Regions from separate parts of the Homo sapiens genome. Here region 1 is linked to region 2. A link is an interaction called in ENCODE POLR2A ChIA-PET data of the cell type or tissue named here. Cell type or tissue: PC-9. All regions are shown on one strand.

Region 1 (8,000 bases), 450 kb before region 2:
AAAACAGTTCTGGTTTGTGGTTCCGAGTAATGTGTGAACACACATACATTTATCTCTTCTCCCTCCAGTGACCACATTAAGATGGAACTGAAGGAATGAAAAGGGACAAAGTCAATGACAATGAAGAAAATCAGAAAAGACCATCGACGACGAATGAGAGACTTCCACAAATTTATGCAAGAGGAAAGGTGGGGAGAGACTTTCATTTCTGGGAGTGCAGTAGATTGAATATTCTGCAAGGTCCTGCTGCTAAAAACTGAATCCTACATAAATTACAACCAACATGACTTTAAATGCCTTGCTGGGATCAGAAGAAAGTGAGGGAAATCTCCAAAAGCCAGAAGTCAAAAAAAAAAAGAAGGAATGAAGGAGGAAAAGGAGGGAGAAAAGACAAAGAAAAAGAAAAAGTGAGCCAAACACAGAGGAGTAAGCAGTGATCAGTATGAAGAAATTTCACCCTTCATGTGGTATATGGTTCTAAAACCACCAAGAGATGGAATTGTGCATAATAAAAAGAACAGGACATACAAGAAAGCTGGGATTGGAGAAAACACTCCAAACCTGTATAGTCTCATAAAAAATTTACTGAACTGTAATAACAAAAGTAAATAAACACATACACAAATGCTACTGCCATTTTTTGTTTTCTATAAATAAATAATATTGTAATCATAGACAAAACATTTAAACGTGCTTGCTGTGGTCAAATGCTGTGGAGAAGAGGTAGTAAGAAGGGACAACGTCATTCTCAGGCTGAGATGTGGTGACCCCCGAGGTGGAAGGTTGTGGCTCATTGTCTGCATTTCTTTCTTTTACTCTGGCTTGAAATAGAACCCTACCTTTGTTGTCTTCCAGTTTCTTCCTTTCATAAAGAAGCTGTATGTGCAACTCCAAAGGCATCCAGACACCAAGTGCCATCCTGCTGCTCTGAGCACTGGAGTCTGCAGCTCCAATCCTTGGCAAACCCTTCCCAGTCCCAATTAGCACAGATGATAACTGGGACGTGATCATCTCTCTTTGCTTTTATTTTCAGTGCTGTCTCTGGTGGAATGCAATGTGGGCTCCTTTGTTTCTTGGCTATCCCCTGTTCACGTGCCTCTTTTAAAATTGTAACTCTAAGTTTCTCCACAATACTTTAAAGCTTCCTTTGTTTGTTCACTACTTGGATTCATATAGCCAGAATGTTTCACCATGTTTGGAACGTTCTCTTTAAAAATTATCTTAAAAAGAATACACAAGCTTGGGAGAACAGTGCAATACATACTTGTAGGTTATATGGATAAACTGGGGGAGGAGAAAAGTTGAGGGCTGTGTGTGCTGTGTGGCCTTCCATGAGACACTATATTCAGCAGGTGGCTTTCATTTTTAACCTGGTGCTTGACTCAAGCACAAAGCATAGTCTAAATGTGGGAAAACTGCCGCTATGCAAGCACAATTTCTAGTTGGGTGATTTGTCCCTTTGCATATTTACCTTGTATATATAAGTTTGCCCATTACAAAAAGAGAGAGAGAGAGAGACAGATTATGATGATGCAAAGGCAAGATTGCCCCAGAGGCAAAAGTTGATAACAGCTCTGCTGTTATCAACTAAACCCCAGAGCTAAATCGGATAGTCATCCATCATTGAGCTAGGACTCTTAAAGGGGGCTGAAATATTCTTGGTAGCACCCCCAGTTCCTGAAGGAAACAAATGCAAAATTTCTCCAGATAAAAGTAACAACATTAGGCTCTTAGGATTCCCACAAGCCAATCTCCTTCATGAACATAGAGGCATAAATTTTAACGAAAAAATTTATAAATCAAATCTAGTGATATACAAAAAAGATCATACATCACAATCAAGTAGGGATTATTGTAATAATTCAAAGGTGGTTTAATATTTGCAAATCAACTCATTTAATTCACCACATTAATAACAAAAAAGAGGGGTGGAATGTGTATGGCAATTCAACAGATGCAGAAAAGCAATTGATAACTGAGCACACTGGGAATAAAGGTAAACTTCTTCAGTCGGCTTAAGACTATCTATACAAAATCCACAGCAAACACCTTGCTTCATGGTAAAATGCTGAGATGAGCAATGAGACAAAGATGGAAGGATGAGAGAATCTTCTCTTTCATTCATCATTGTGCTGGTTCTAGCCAACACACTGAGGCAAGAAAAGAAATCACAAGGATTAGGGAGAAAAAAAATACTACTACTTTATTCACAAACAATATGGTTATGTACATAAAAATCTAAAAATATCCAAAGGAAAGTTTCAGAATTATTAAGTAAATTCAGCAGGGTCACTGAATACAAGGTCACATATATAAAACACTGCTTATTTCATTTGTCAGCACAAACAAATAAAACGTGACCAATTTTAGATGACTCCGTTAAAGGAGCATTAAAAAATCAAAGTATCAGATGTATGCAAATTAAAAACACAGTTTTATACCACTACCCACCCCACAATGCTATAACAAAAAATCAAATTATTTCAAATGATGGCAAACATGTAAGGAAAGTATGACTCTCACACACTGCTGGTTGGAGTGCAAATTAGTACAACCACTTTACAAAACTATTTTACGCTATCTAGTAAAGCTGAACATATACCCACCCTATGACCCGGTACTTCTATTTCTAGGTATATATTCAACAGAAATACATACATAAGTTCATCAAAAACTACATATAGCAACGCTATTTTAGTGCTATTGCTAATATTTAAATATTGTAAAGACCGTAGGTGTCCATCAACGTTAGATTGGATAATTAAAGTGTAACCATTTCACACCATGAAATACTGTACATCAATAAGAAGGAATGACATCTAAGTATTTCAACAATAGGGATAAATCTCACAAACATAATGTTGAAAAAAGAAGCCATCTACAGAAGAGGACATACTGTATAGTCATTATTTATATAAAATTCAAAAGCAGGCTAAACTTATTCGTAGTGTTAGAAGTCGGGATAATGGTGACATTTGGTAGCAAGTAGGTGGGAGGGAAACTAGGAGACTTCTGAATGAGGATAAAGTTCTATTTCTAGAACTAGGTAAGGATTACAGAGGTGTGGTCACTTGGCAAAAACTTATCAAGCTTGACACTTACGGTTTCTGTACTTTTTTAAAGTGCAATTATACTTCAACTAAAAGCTTCCTTAAGCAGGAAAGAAAATGTAGATCCCCAAGAAACTGGAAGGCAAAAGAGGATGGCACAGGTAGAAAGAAGAAGGGAGCAACAACGTTTTCATCTTAGAAAGTGGAGAGTTGATAGATATTGAGATTCATGGAATAAGAAATGTAAGCTTAACTATTTCAAGGTTGCAAAGATGATGAATGGAGAAATCAAGAATAATGTTACAGAATAAGGGTATGTGGCAGAATAGGGTGAAGCAATGAACTAAATCTTCATTTGTCCATAGCAGGGAATTAATAAACAATGCCTAAACTAGATGAAAAAAACCAACTTAGTATCTTTTTTTTTTTTTTTTTTTTTTTGAGATGGAGTCTCGCTCTGTCACCCAGGCTGGAGTACAGTGGTGCAATCTTGGCTCACTGCAACCTTCACCTCCCAGGTTCAAGCAATTCTTCTGCCTCAGCCTTCCGAGTAGCTGGGACCACAGGCGCATTCCACCACGCCCAGCTAATTTTTTTTTTCTTTTGTATTTTTAGCAGAGACAGAGCTTCACTGTGTTAGCCAGGATGGTCTCGATCTCCTGACCTCGTGATCCATCTGCCTTGGCCTCCCAAAGTGCTGGGATCACAGGCACGATCCACTGCACCCAGCCCAACTTAGTATCTTAAAACAACTATGTTATTTCTCATGATTTTATGGGTGAACTGGGCAGTTCCTCCTTGGCTGTTTATCTTGCTTGGGCTCAGCCATAGGCTGCATCTGGCTGGAGACATGGCTGGGCTGGACATTCCAAGCAGGTCTCATTAGCACATCTGGCAGTTGGTGCTGGCTGATGGCTGGGACACATCAGTTCTCCTCTACGTGGCCTCTCATTCTTCTGTAGGCTAGAGCAGCTTCTTTAAATGACAGTCTCAGGACAGCATTCCAAAAGGTCAAAAGCAGAAGCTGCAAGGCTTCTTAAGTCCTAACCTCCAACTTTATAAAATGTTGCTTCTGCCTTATGCTACTGAACAAAGGAGGTCAGAAGGTCAGCCTGGATTCAAAGGTTGGAGAAATTCTGCCTCCTGATGGGGGAGGAGGAGCAGCGAAGTCATGCTGCTAAGGGGTGAACAAAACCAGTTAGGAGGACTTTGTGGCCACATGTGCAATCTACTATGGTCTGTCCTCTGCCCACAATTATTTACATTTCTCTCAAAGCAACAACATTAGGAAGTTAAAATTGGTTCTCTCTAGGAAGTAGAACTGGGGTATATTATTCAAGGTTGTCCAGAGAAACAGAACCAACAGGAGATATATATATATATACATATATATATATACGTATATATACATATATATATACATATATATATGTGTGTGCATATATATATATATATATATATATATATATATATATATATATATAAAGAGATTTACTAAAAGGAATTGGCGGAAAAAATTATGGAGGCTGAGAAGTCTCACCATCTGCCGTCTGCAAGCTTGAGGCCCAGGAAGGCTGGTGGTGAAGTTCCAGTCTGAATCTGAAAGCCTGAGAACCAGGAGAACCAATGGTGTGAGTCCAGGTCTGAAGACCTGAGAACCAGCAGCATTTACGTCCAAGGTCAGAAGAAGACTGAGGTCCCTGCTGAAGCAGAGAGCGAATTCTCCTTTCCTCTGCCTTTTTGTTCTATTCAGACCTTCAACAGGTGATGTACACGGGGGAGGGTGGTCTTTTTTTCAGCCCAAGTCAAATGCTAATCTCATCCAGAAACACCTTCACAGACATGCCCGGAAATGGTATTTAGCAAAAAATCTGGGCATCCCTTGACCCTATCAAGTTAACACATAACATTAATCACCCCAGGGAGTAAGAAAGAATAGGGACACGTTTTCCTTCATTCTAAGTCCTTCTGTAGGACTCTTTTTAAACATGTACATGTTGTATAAAAATTAACATTTCTAATATCATATAAGAGTCAATCCCTTGCTCTGGACAAAAACAATAACAACAACAACAAAAAAAAAAAAAAACACTAAAAAGACAGTTTCCCCTATCCTCGCTTAATAAATGCTGAATAGCATTTATTGAATATGGATCTTAAGAAGTATAATATCATTAAACCACTCAGAACCCACATTCTTCCGTCATATCCTGCCCACTCCATGAGACTAAGGATTCAGTTAAAAAATATGATCATATATGTCAAAAATATTTCTTAAACTGTAAACATTTTATAACTCACTATACATTATCTGTTGCTACTGGTTGTATGTTGTGTGCAGTGCTGTATTAAGCCGTGTGGAGACCCCAAAAGAACCAGAAAATAGGTTCCTACCAGCAAGGAATTGGAAGTCTAAGTGAGGAGACAGAATGACACCCACTACCCAATTATAGTCCATTACACTAGACTGTAGGGACCCATGCAGTCAGGGGCCATTACTCTTCGTTCATTACTGCCCCACCAGGCCCCACACATAATAAGACCTAGATAAATACATGCTAATGGAGGAATGGATCAATTACCTGGCAGCCTATGATTCAGAGTCTGGACACAGGACTGATTGCAAGTGCTAGAAGCATCGGCGAGCAGAGATAGAGGAGGTGGTCGCACTCAGCTAAGGCACTGAGGCTGGGCTTCATTTCCAAGTTGCAGCGTCAAAGAAGGGAAGACAAATATTCCAACCCAGGGGAGGCCAGACAAGGAAAGATACATGGAAGTGAGGAGTTCAAGGCAGCTTGGATGGAAGAAGAGAAGTGGGAAGAAGGCTGCAGGTCCCCTGAGCACTATGGCAGCTGGACAGTGGTACGGGGATGGAGTGGAGAAGGACAGGAGGTCCTTGGGCACAGGGAGAAGGAGGGAGGGGAAAAACCCTACAGCCCAGCAGGCCACAGGGGGAACCCTGTCACAAACGCTTCTGCCCTTCCATGTAGAAGAACCCCACCTTTTCCTCTTTTATTCAGTGTCCAATCCATTCTAGAATCAGCTGGGTGAGCAAAGGTGAGTTGGAGCAGTCTCCCACTTACCAGGACATCAGAGCCTTTTACAGTGGGACCGACAGTCAGTGACATGAATCACTAAGGGCTGTGGCGCATACCAGGAAAGCCAGGGCCATGAGCCCAGGCACACTCAGATGCCCATCCCAATTCAACACTCTTAGGTCGAGATCCTTAGGCAAGCTGACTTTTTTAAAACTCAGTTTCGTCACCTAAGACCAGTCCCTGCCTCACTAGCTGGGAAGATGAAATGAAGTCTCCCAGGTAAAGCATTCAGAAGGGTACATGGCTCATTCCCAGGACTGCATGAACCTTCGTGTTGTCACGGAGAGCCACATCGGTGAGGCTGGGGAAGGCTGGATGGAGGTGCTGGCATTACAGTGTTACAGAATAAGGGTATGTGGCAGAACAGGGTGAAGCAATTAACTAAATCTTCATTTGTCACAGCAGGAAATTAATAAGCAATACCTAAACTAGATGAATCCAGACTTGAAACTAGATGGATCCAGACTTGAAAAGAAACAGCGTTTAGATTGCAGAGAGGGAAAGCCAGGGCATCCTTTGTAGGAGGCACAGGAGCAAAGCACCAGTGCAGGAAAACAGCGTGTTCAGGGAGTTGCGAAGCTTTCTTTTTGACTCCTGGAGGGTGCATAGGAGCTATGTCAGGAAAGTCAGAGAGACTCTCCTGGAGGTGTCCTGAGGTGTCCACAGCAAGAAATGCAGACCTTGTTCTGGAGTCAGTGGAGAGCTGCAAAGGTTTTGAGCAGGAAAAGGAGCCGGTCAAGGTGACGGCCCACGGAGCTCTCTGGCAGGCCTCAGGCAGAGGCTGCTGAGAATGGACTATGTGGGGAGCCTGTGTGGCCCAGGCCTAGCTCCCAGAGAGGGTGGAAAGCGGGGCGCCTTTGCAATAAATCAATGCTGACATGTGCTGATGAAGACCTAGGATTGAGATGTAGTGCTTGGGACTTTATCTCTTTCACAACTGGCTTAGATGGGGTAACAAGAGAGGAGATAAAGGGTCATGTTAATGATTGCAGAAGCAACACGGTTCAGGGAAACATCGATACACCTCATCTAATCATTCACCAAGAAAGCATCAACCAGGGAGTTGCGTGAGAGGAGTACAGCTCTGCAGCCCTGACAAACGAGCTGGAGTCCAGATGAGGCCTGGGCTTGGACAAAATGAAAAATGGATTGTTCTCAAAATCTCCTTCAAGCCTCTTCAGGGTCCCCTTGCCCAGTTACCATCACATTTACCCTCGAGTGACCAGGCCCCATGGCCACACCCAAATACACCATGTCTCCAGGTGCAGTGTGGCGTAGATGTTAGAATTCCTACAGTGCTACTCCCTAGCTGTGAGGCTTTGGGTGACTTAACCTGGTCACTTGAGACCTTGGCAGCAAATGGAGATAAAGGTGACTCCTTTATGAGTAGACTTACTGTTTGGGAGTCCCCAGGCAGGAAGCTAAAGTAAGTAAAATAGAATAACTTTTATTCTACTGTCTTAGTCTCTTCCTCCAACATTAAAGTAAAAGCTAGTGAAATCCTACAAGGCACTGGATTGAGAGTCCCTGTAGGTCCCTGACCTCAACAGCTGCTGGTGTGTGTTCAAAGAGCCCATGTATTTCCCTTTCATGCTGATTCTAAATACACAGATACTGTTTGCTCATAATACAAAGATATGTCACAATCTGTGAGAACATCTAAACTTATTTTAAAAACTTATAGTAGTGTACTAGGGCGAGCGTTCCAGAGACTTGCAGGTGTTCTCAGACCAAATTGCTGTTTTCTGAAGAAATTATGTGACATGTTGACACCACAAAAGCAATTCCAAAATGAAACCTGATTTCAGTACATCTTTCTGATGGTTTGAATGTAAAACAGGTTTATAAAATT
Region 2 (8,000 bases):
TGAATTCGTACACTTAAAAAATTGTTGAATTTTATTGTATGTAAACTATACCTCAATAAAGCTGACTAGATTTTTTTTTAAATAAAAATATTGAGGCCAGGTGTGGTGGCTCACACCTATAAGCCCAGCATTTTGGGAGGCCAAAGAAGACAGCTTAAGGTGAGGCATTCGAGACCAGCCTGGGCAACATAGCGAGATTCCATCTCTATTTTTTAAAAAAAAAGAAAAGAAAAAAGAAAAATGTTGCAGCAAAGTGGTAGGTATATGGGTTTCTGGCCTTCCTACTTTTTCCCTAAGATATAAAATTTATAAAGTTACAAAAGTTATAAAATTTCCCTAAGTTACAAAATTTTTTAAAATCCAGGATCAAAAACAAAGACAAATCAAAAAGAGAATTCAAAATATTCCAAGTTATCTTCTCAGTAAAATAAATGAATTAACATTCTACCTACTTCCAATACTAAGCAGCCTGTAATGATTCAATATTCCTACATAACTGTAGTTTGCTAATAGGACATAAGTAGTAAGAGATGGGGAAATAAAAGATTAAATGACAACCAGTGACCACAGGTCTTAAAAGAACATTGGGGGAAACCAACATCAAGGCAAAATATCCATTGAGAAAACAGCAACTAAGCCATTTTCAAGAACTTCTTAGAAGACCAGAAGGTCCAATTCAACACTGAATCTAAAATAAAAGAAAATATGAGCCATGTGCAGTGGCTCACACATGTAATCCCAGCACTTTGGGAGGCTAAGGCAGAAGAACTGCTTGAGCCCAGGAGTTTGAAACCAGCCTGGGCAACATAGCGAGACCCTGTCTCTATTTTTTAAAAAAAAGAAAGAAAAGAAAATATGGAGGCCTACTACTCACTATGTGTTCAACTAACAAGTTCTTTCAACTACTATCACTGAGACTGGAAATTGTGTTTATGGATGTTTAAGTCTTTATCCAATTAAATCTTGTTCCGTATCTAGCATTTTACAATTTTCTGAACACAGAATCTTGTTAATTCAAACTGTTTTTCAGCGACTAACAGCATAGGTATCTCCGGGGAAAGTGTTAGCAATGCAGAATCCTAGGCTCCCAGCAGATCTACTGACCCCACAAATGACTCAGGCTCTACCCCAGACTACCCCAGAGTGATCTGTATGCACATTCAAGTTTGAGAAGCACTGTAACCTTTCTTCATTCAGAAATTCCGTGACTTCTACCAGCAGCTATACAGGTTGAGTATCCAAAAATCTGAAATCCAAAATGTTCCAAAATCTAAAATTTTTTGAGCTCCAACATGATGCTGAAAAGAAAAGCTCAGCCAGGCGCAGGGGCTCACGCTTGTAATCCCAGCACTTTGGGAGGCCAAGGCAGGCGGATCACTTGAGGTCAGGAGTTTGAGACAGCCTGGCCAACATGGCGAAACACCGTCTCTAGTAAAAATACAAAATTAGCCAGGAGTGGTGGCACACCCCTGTAATCCCAGCTACTTGGAAGGCTGAGGCAGAAGAACCGCTTGAACCCAGGAGGCGGAGGCTGCGGCGAGCCAAGACCGTGCCACTGTACTCCAGCGTAAGCAACAGAACGAGGCTCTGTAAAAAAAAACAAAAACAAAAACAAAAACAAAACAAACAAACAAACAAAAAAAAAAACTCATTGAAGCACTTTAGATTTTCACATTAGGAAATCGTAAGCATAATGCAAATATTCCCAAAATCGGAAAATTTAAAGATCCAAAACACTTTTGGTTCCAAGTATTTCAAATAAGGATACTCAACCTGTATATCCTTATTTCTACACACTTGCTTTAATGTAAGCATTTAACAATACATTAATAGGGATAGGTACACCATGGGTGCTACCATTTAAGCAAAAAATACCTCAACTGATGTCTCAGGCAATATACTGAGTAGAAAAAGTTTCCAAATAACGTAGAAGAAGGGTTGGCAAACTGTTACCCAAAGGCCAGTTCCAGCTGGCCACCTGTTTTTACAACACTGCTATGCTCATTCATTTACATATTTTCTATCTCTGCTTTCACACAACAGCAGAGTTGAATAAGCGAAGTATTACAAAATGTTACAGAACAGGTATTAAATCTTTGGTAAGTCACTTAAACACTTAGTTTCATCCTACAAAATGTTACAGAACAGGTATCAAATCTTTGGTAAGTCACTTAAACACTTAGTTTCATCTGCCTTTGGTTATAATTCACCTTTTTTTCCTCTACAAGAGGAATACTAACCTGAAATCCACAAACCTCTGTGTTAGTTAATTTTAGGTGTCAACTTGACTAGATTAAGGAAGACCTAGAGAGCTGGTAAAGCATTATTTCTGGATGTGTCTCTGAGGGTGCTTCCAGTGAAGACTGGCGGGTGGAGTGGTGGGCTGACTGGGGAAGATCCACCTGCACTGTGGGCAGGCACCATCCAATTGGCTAAAGGCCAGGAAAAAAACAAAAAGGTGGAGGAAAAGAAAATTCTCCCTCTCTTTCCCCTCGGGACATCAGGACTCCAGCCTCTGCGGCCTTCAGCCTCAGACAGAGTTAAAATATCAGCTTCCCTGGTTCCCAGACATTAAGACTAAAATGAGCCATACTACCAGCATCCTAGGGTCTCCAGCTTGCAGACTGCCTATCATGGGACTTTTCAGTCTGTATAATCGTGTAAGCCAATTCCCCTAATAAATCCTCTCTCATGTATCTATCTGTACATATGTATATCCTATTGGTTCTGTCTCTCTGGAAAACCCTCACTGATAGAGTCAGTCCTCTGTATTCATGGGTTCTGCATTAGTGGAATTCAACCAACTGTGGATTCAAAATACTGAAGGGGAAAAAAAATCCACAAAGTTCCAAAAGACAAAACCTGAATTTGCTGTACACTGAGTACTATGCTGAATCCACACAAATGAAGTGCTGGCATTATATTAAGTATTATAAGAAATCTGGAGATGGTTTAAAGTATATGGGAGGGGCCAGGTGCAGTGGCTCACACCTGTAATCCTAACACTTTGGGGGGCCGAGGCGGGCAGATCGCTTAAACCCAGGAATTAGAGACCAGCCTGGGCAACATAGCAAAGCCCCGTCTCAACAACAACAAAAAAAATACAAAAAACTAGCCAGGTGTGGTGGCACACACTTGTTGTCCCAGCTGCTCAAGAGGCTGAGGTGGGAGAATCACCTGAGCCCACGAAGTCGAGGCTGGGGTTAGCCGTATTCACACCACTGCACTCCAGCCTGAGTGAGAGAGTGAGACCCTGTCTCAAAAAAATAAAAAAATTAAAATTCAAGTATGAGAGGGCATTTTGCAGTGAGGCTCAGAAGGCAACAAGCACCCTGAGGTGACCCCACCCAAGGTAACTGGTATGGAGTGGAGGATGAACATGCACCTTCCAAGCAGGGTGTTTCTTTAAGAGTGTCACAGGTGAGAATTCCTAAGGCAGGTCAGAAAGCCCACCCCATGACATGTGCGGCCTGGTCTTGAAAGACGTTTTTCCATCTAGCTGGACAAGGGGAACATTCTCTGAATAGCAACCACACACATGTGAGTCATGGGGTGGAGACTTCTGGTTCACTGTAACCTAGACCAGATTCAGAGGCAGCAGACAGAAATCTTCTAGAAGGAAAAGAGCCTGGTGTTTGTGAAGATCTGCAGATCCTACATGTCAAAGAAGGTTTTCACTAGCAGGAAGGGTGGAAAATACTTCTTGAATAGCTTTGAAGTTTTCAAGCACCAGGCCCCTCCCAATGGGGAAGAAGCCACACCAAAGTACTGAGAGTAGGGAGGCCTTTCACACTGGACAAAGGGGCTGCAAGTGCAGTGATGTGGGAAAGCCTTCAACTGCAAAGATAAACTTGTTCAGCAACAGAAAATCCATGACGGAGTAAAGCCTTAGGAGTGTGGTGAATGTGGAGAAAACCTTTAGTCACAACTCCTACTTTACAGTACAAAGAAGAATTCACAGCAAAGAAATACCTTATAAATGCAGTGATTGCGGGAAATTATTTGGCTCCACCTCCAACCCTCATACTTTAAAGAGGTCATACAAAGAATGAGCTTAAAGCCAGGCATGGTGGCTCATGCCTGTAATTCCAGCACTTTGGGAGGTTGAGGAGGGCAGATCACCTGAGGTCAGGGGTTCGAGACCAGCCTGACCAACATGGTGAAACCCCGTCTCTACTAAAAATACAAAAATTAGCCAGGCATGGTGGTACACACCTGTAGTCCCAGCTACTTGGGTGGCTGAGGCAGGAAAATCACTTGAACCCAGGAAGGCGGAGGTTGCAGTGAGCCGAGATCTTGCTGTTGCACTCCAGCATGGGCAACAGAGCAAGACTCCATCTCAAAAAAAAAAAAAAAAAGAGTGAGCTTAATGTGATAAATCCTTTATTAGAAGATCCTATCTTGTTCAGCAGCAGAGAATTCATAGTGGAGAAAGGCCTTATGAGTGCAGATCATGTGACAAGTCTTTTTATCTATAAAGACACATTTGTTGAGCACCAGAAAGTTCACACTGGAAAAGAGACTTCTAAGTGTTGTAAATGTGGAAAATTCTTCAGCCACAATTCCTATCTTACAGCATATAAGAGAATTCGTGATGGAACAAGGCCTTATGTATGCAGGAAATATGGGAATGCAGAAACTTCCACCTTGCTTGGCACATGAAAGTTCACACAGAGAAAGGCCTTATAAATGTAGAAGTGTAGCGGATGTAAAAAAGCATACAGTCAAGGCCTAACCTCATTAGGCATTAGAGTTCACACTGGACAGAGGCCTTAAGAGTGCATGGCAGATGTTGTCTCATTGTTCAAAATAGCATGATCATAAAAGAGAAGAGCTGACAGTGACCTCTGAATGTGAGCTGTCAGCCAGAAGTTGAACTGCTCCATCTATCCACAATGTAGAGATTACCTACAACTAGGTGAGTGAACAAAACCTGGTGGTTCTTCATCCCCTCCCTCAGAGTGGTTTCAGTGTGGAAATGACCCAGCTCCTGCCCAAAAGACCTGGGTTGGGGTCTGCTGTGGATTTCCAGAGGTCCCCCTTTTTTGTGGACAATGGTAGCTGAGATGGATTTGTCTAGCCAGTTTCCGAATCAGCCAATCCTGGAACTGCCTGCCTCATTCTACCCTGATTTGTGCAGATAAAGGCCTTATTGTTTAACCCTTTAAAACAAAAATAAAGTACAGGGAAGGATGTGCACAGGTTATATGCAAATAGTATACCTTTTTATATAAGGGACTTGAGCATTCATGGAACCAATCCCCATAGATACTGAGGGAGAAACTGCATAACCTCTATAGGGGATTCATGAGCCCCTAAATTTTGCAGGCAAAATTCCAAAAATATTCTTTATTTTCTTTCTTGGCCTTTTATTGGTTCTGCTTTGCATATTTAAATCTTTTATTCATCTATTTATAATTTTATCTGTTTTTTAACTTACTACACTAACTAGGAGTACCAAACCATGCTGAATAACAAGTGTAGGCATGTTCACTTTGTCCCTGACTTTAATAGAATATCTTTAGTTTTTCATTACATTATATATATATATATAAAAATAATATTACACTAAGGCTGTTGCTTCTCATTCTTGTTTTAGAAATCCAATATATTCAAATTCACATTAAAATCTGGCTAACAAACATTTTTAAATGATTTTTTAAGTTTCACATTTCACATATTTAAAGGGGAAAAATTAAAAATCCCAAACTATATATCCTATTTTATTTTTAAAAGTATCCTAATTTCTTAAATGTACCCTGAAATCTTACCATGTACAGAACAATATCCTGATTACATCAATTTCTTGTTTAACTAAATTAAACAATAATGCTTATAAATTGGATGTCATGATAATTAAAATGTATCAAGCACTTGCTATCTGCCAGGCTCTGTACTGCTCTACATTTTTTTCATTTAAACCACCCAATCAAGTGAGAACTATTAGCCCATTTTAAAGAAAACTGAGGTTTGAGTGATATGTAACAAACCCAGTGTCACATAGCAAACAGGAGGCAGTGCCAAGAACTCAACTTTGATTTCAATGATTTCATGTTAATCTACGATGAGTCGAATTACCTTCATCATAAACAAGGTAAGTCACCATATTTCTGATATGACAAAAAACTGAAAAGACAGCCTGGGCAAGATGGCAAAACGCCATCTCTACAACAAATACAAAAATCAGCCGGGCACGGTGGCATGCACCTGTCATCCCAGCTACTTGGGGGGTTGAGGTGGGAGGATCGCTTGAACCTGGGAAGTAGAGGCCGCAGTGAGCCAAGATCGTGCCACTGCAATGCAGCCTGGGTGACAAAGTGAGACCCTGTCTCAAAATTAAAAAAAAAAAAAACTGAAAAGAAAAAAAATTATCAAAATACAGCACATGGCAAAAACCTTTCAAAAACTAAACTGACGTCTACCTCTAAGATGGGGAAAACAAGCAATGCAATACTAAAGAAGAATATACTTCTTATAGACAGAAAAATATACATATACATATACCCTTGATTTCCACAGCTAGTGATTGAAATGGGCATGGTTTACTCCACAGGAGCCCTGACTAATCTTCAACCCTTGTACTGCTTACTACCTCAGTCAGACATCACAAAATTGCCTGTTCCCACATGCAGAGACTGGACCTATCAACTGAGATTTATTTCTAAACTTTAGCAATCAGTCAAGAGCTCAGAAAGTATAGATAGAGCATGTGGTATCATCAAATCTCACTGAAACATGTTAACTATTCACCCATCTCTATCTGAACACAGCTTGGCCTCTGACCCACTCACCTTTGTATCTGGGAATCTCTCCTTGTTATAGATCTTCCTGATTCCCTAGTTCCAAGCTGCCTAATCGTTTACTCCGATTCCTTATCACCTACTCTATCCTGATCCTTACTACTTGCTAGACTCTCCCAGTCCAGGTTCTTTCATCACTATTAGATATATTACCTACGCAGGACAAAACGAACAACAAGTAAGGACTCAAAGAATGCCAATCTTAATTCCTAATTTTATCCCTCCTGATAAAGAATAAAATAAAATTGTCCCTTGGTATCCCTGGGGGGTTGGTTCAAGGACTTCCCACAGATATCCAAATCCATTGATGCTCAAATCCCTGACAAAATGACGCGGTATTTGCATACAACCTATGCACATACCCATGTATATTTTAAATAATCTCTAGACTACTTATAATACACAATACAATGTAAATCCTATATAAATAGTTGTTGTACTGTGTTGTGTAGGGAATAATAACAAGAAAAAAGTCTGTACATGTTAAGTACAGACTCAATTTCATTTTTTGAATTTTTTCATTCGTGGTTGGTTTAATCCATGAATACAAAATTCACAGACACAGAGGGTCAACTGGTATTTACTAATCTGCCTTTTAAAAATTTATTTTTCCTAATCACAGAAGTGCGTTATGAATCTTACTACCCAGCAAGTTGGTATCTGTTCTCTAAAATGATTACATATATATTTATCTATGAAAAAACTGAAATGGTTTTATACATACTTACAAAAGGCATTTTCACATAAAGACTTTAACAGTGGAGAAATACATGCTACCTGACAATGATGAAAATAAAATACATTTAACCTAGAGGACAATAAAATGTTACTAATCTGACATCAATGGAAAATGACAGCTTCCACTAAGGACAGTTTCTAGGTAATTATATCTTGCTAAATATCTTTCTATTTGATGGATGATTAATTTTCCTCCTACTCTAACATGTTCTTGTTAAGCCAGGCTTATCCTTATTAACATCTTCACCAGAAGAGGCCATAATGATGCAGTAACCTCAAGGCTATGTTATTGTGCTATTATTCCTACATAAAAACAGCTCCACCCTACAAGATAGTTACTCTGCAAAGTCAACGTCTTCTCCTTTCTCTTCTGTTACTTTATTTCACCTACACAGAAAAGCGCACCAACAGCATTTAACTTTCTTGTTCTCAGTTTTAGTTGCCAAAAAGCTAGCATATATT

The links. Peaks named below come from ENCODE experiments on the same cell type or tissue, not always from the same donor. Only the 100,000 strongest peaks of a DNase experiment are listed, where the experiment ranks them.
Region 1: POLR2A ChIA-PET joins it to region 2 with 5 read pairs; 2 of 35 experiments call an interaction of 5 or more read pairs at or near these places.

What each region holds. Positions count from the first base shown.
Region 1 is chr15:58,278,335-58,286,334 of GRCh38, forward strand. No RefSeq gene overlaps it. Among named protein-coding and RNA genes, the nearest start is that of AQP9, 140 kb to the left of the region's middle. RefSeq lists an enhancer at 5,576-6,775. In PC-9, no CTCF peak of the experiment used is centred here; no DNase peak of the experiment used is centred here.
Region 2 is chr15:58,728,368-58,736,367 of GRCh38, forward strand. The region is part of intron 1 of ADAM10 (ADAM metallopeptidase domain 10); the gene reads right to left. Among named protein-coding and RNA genes, the nearest start is that of ADAM10, 17 kb to the right of the region's middle. In PC-9, no CTCF peak of the experiment used is centred here; a DNase peak (open chromatin) is centred at 3,514; H3K27ac peaks cover 638 bases.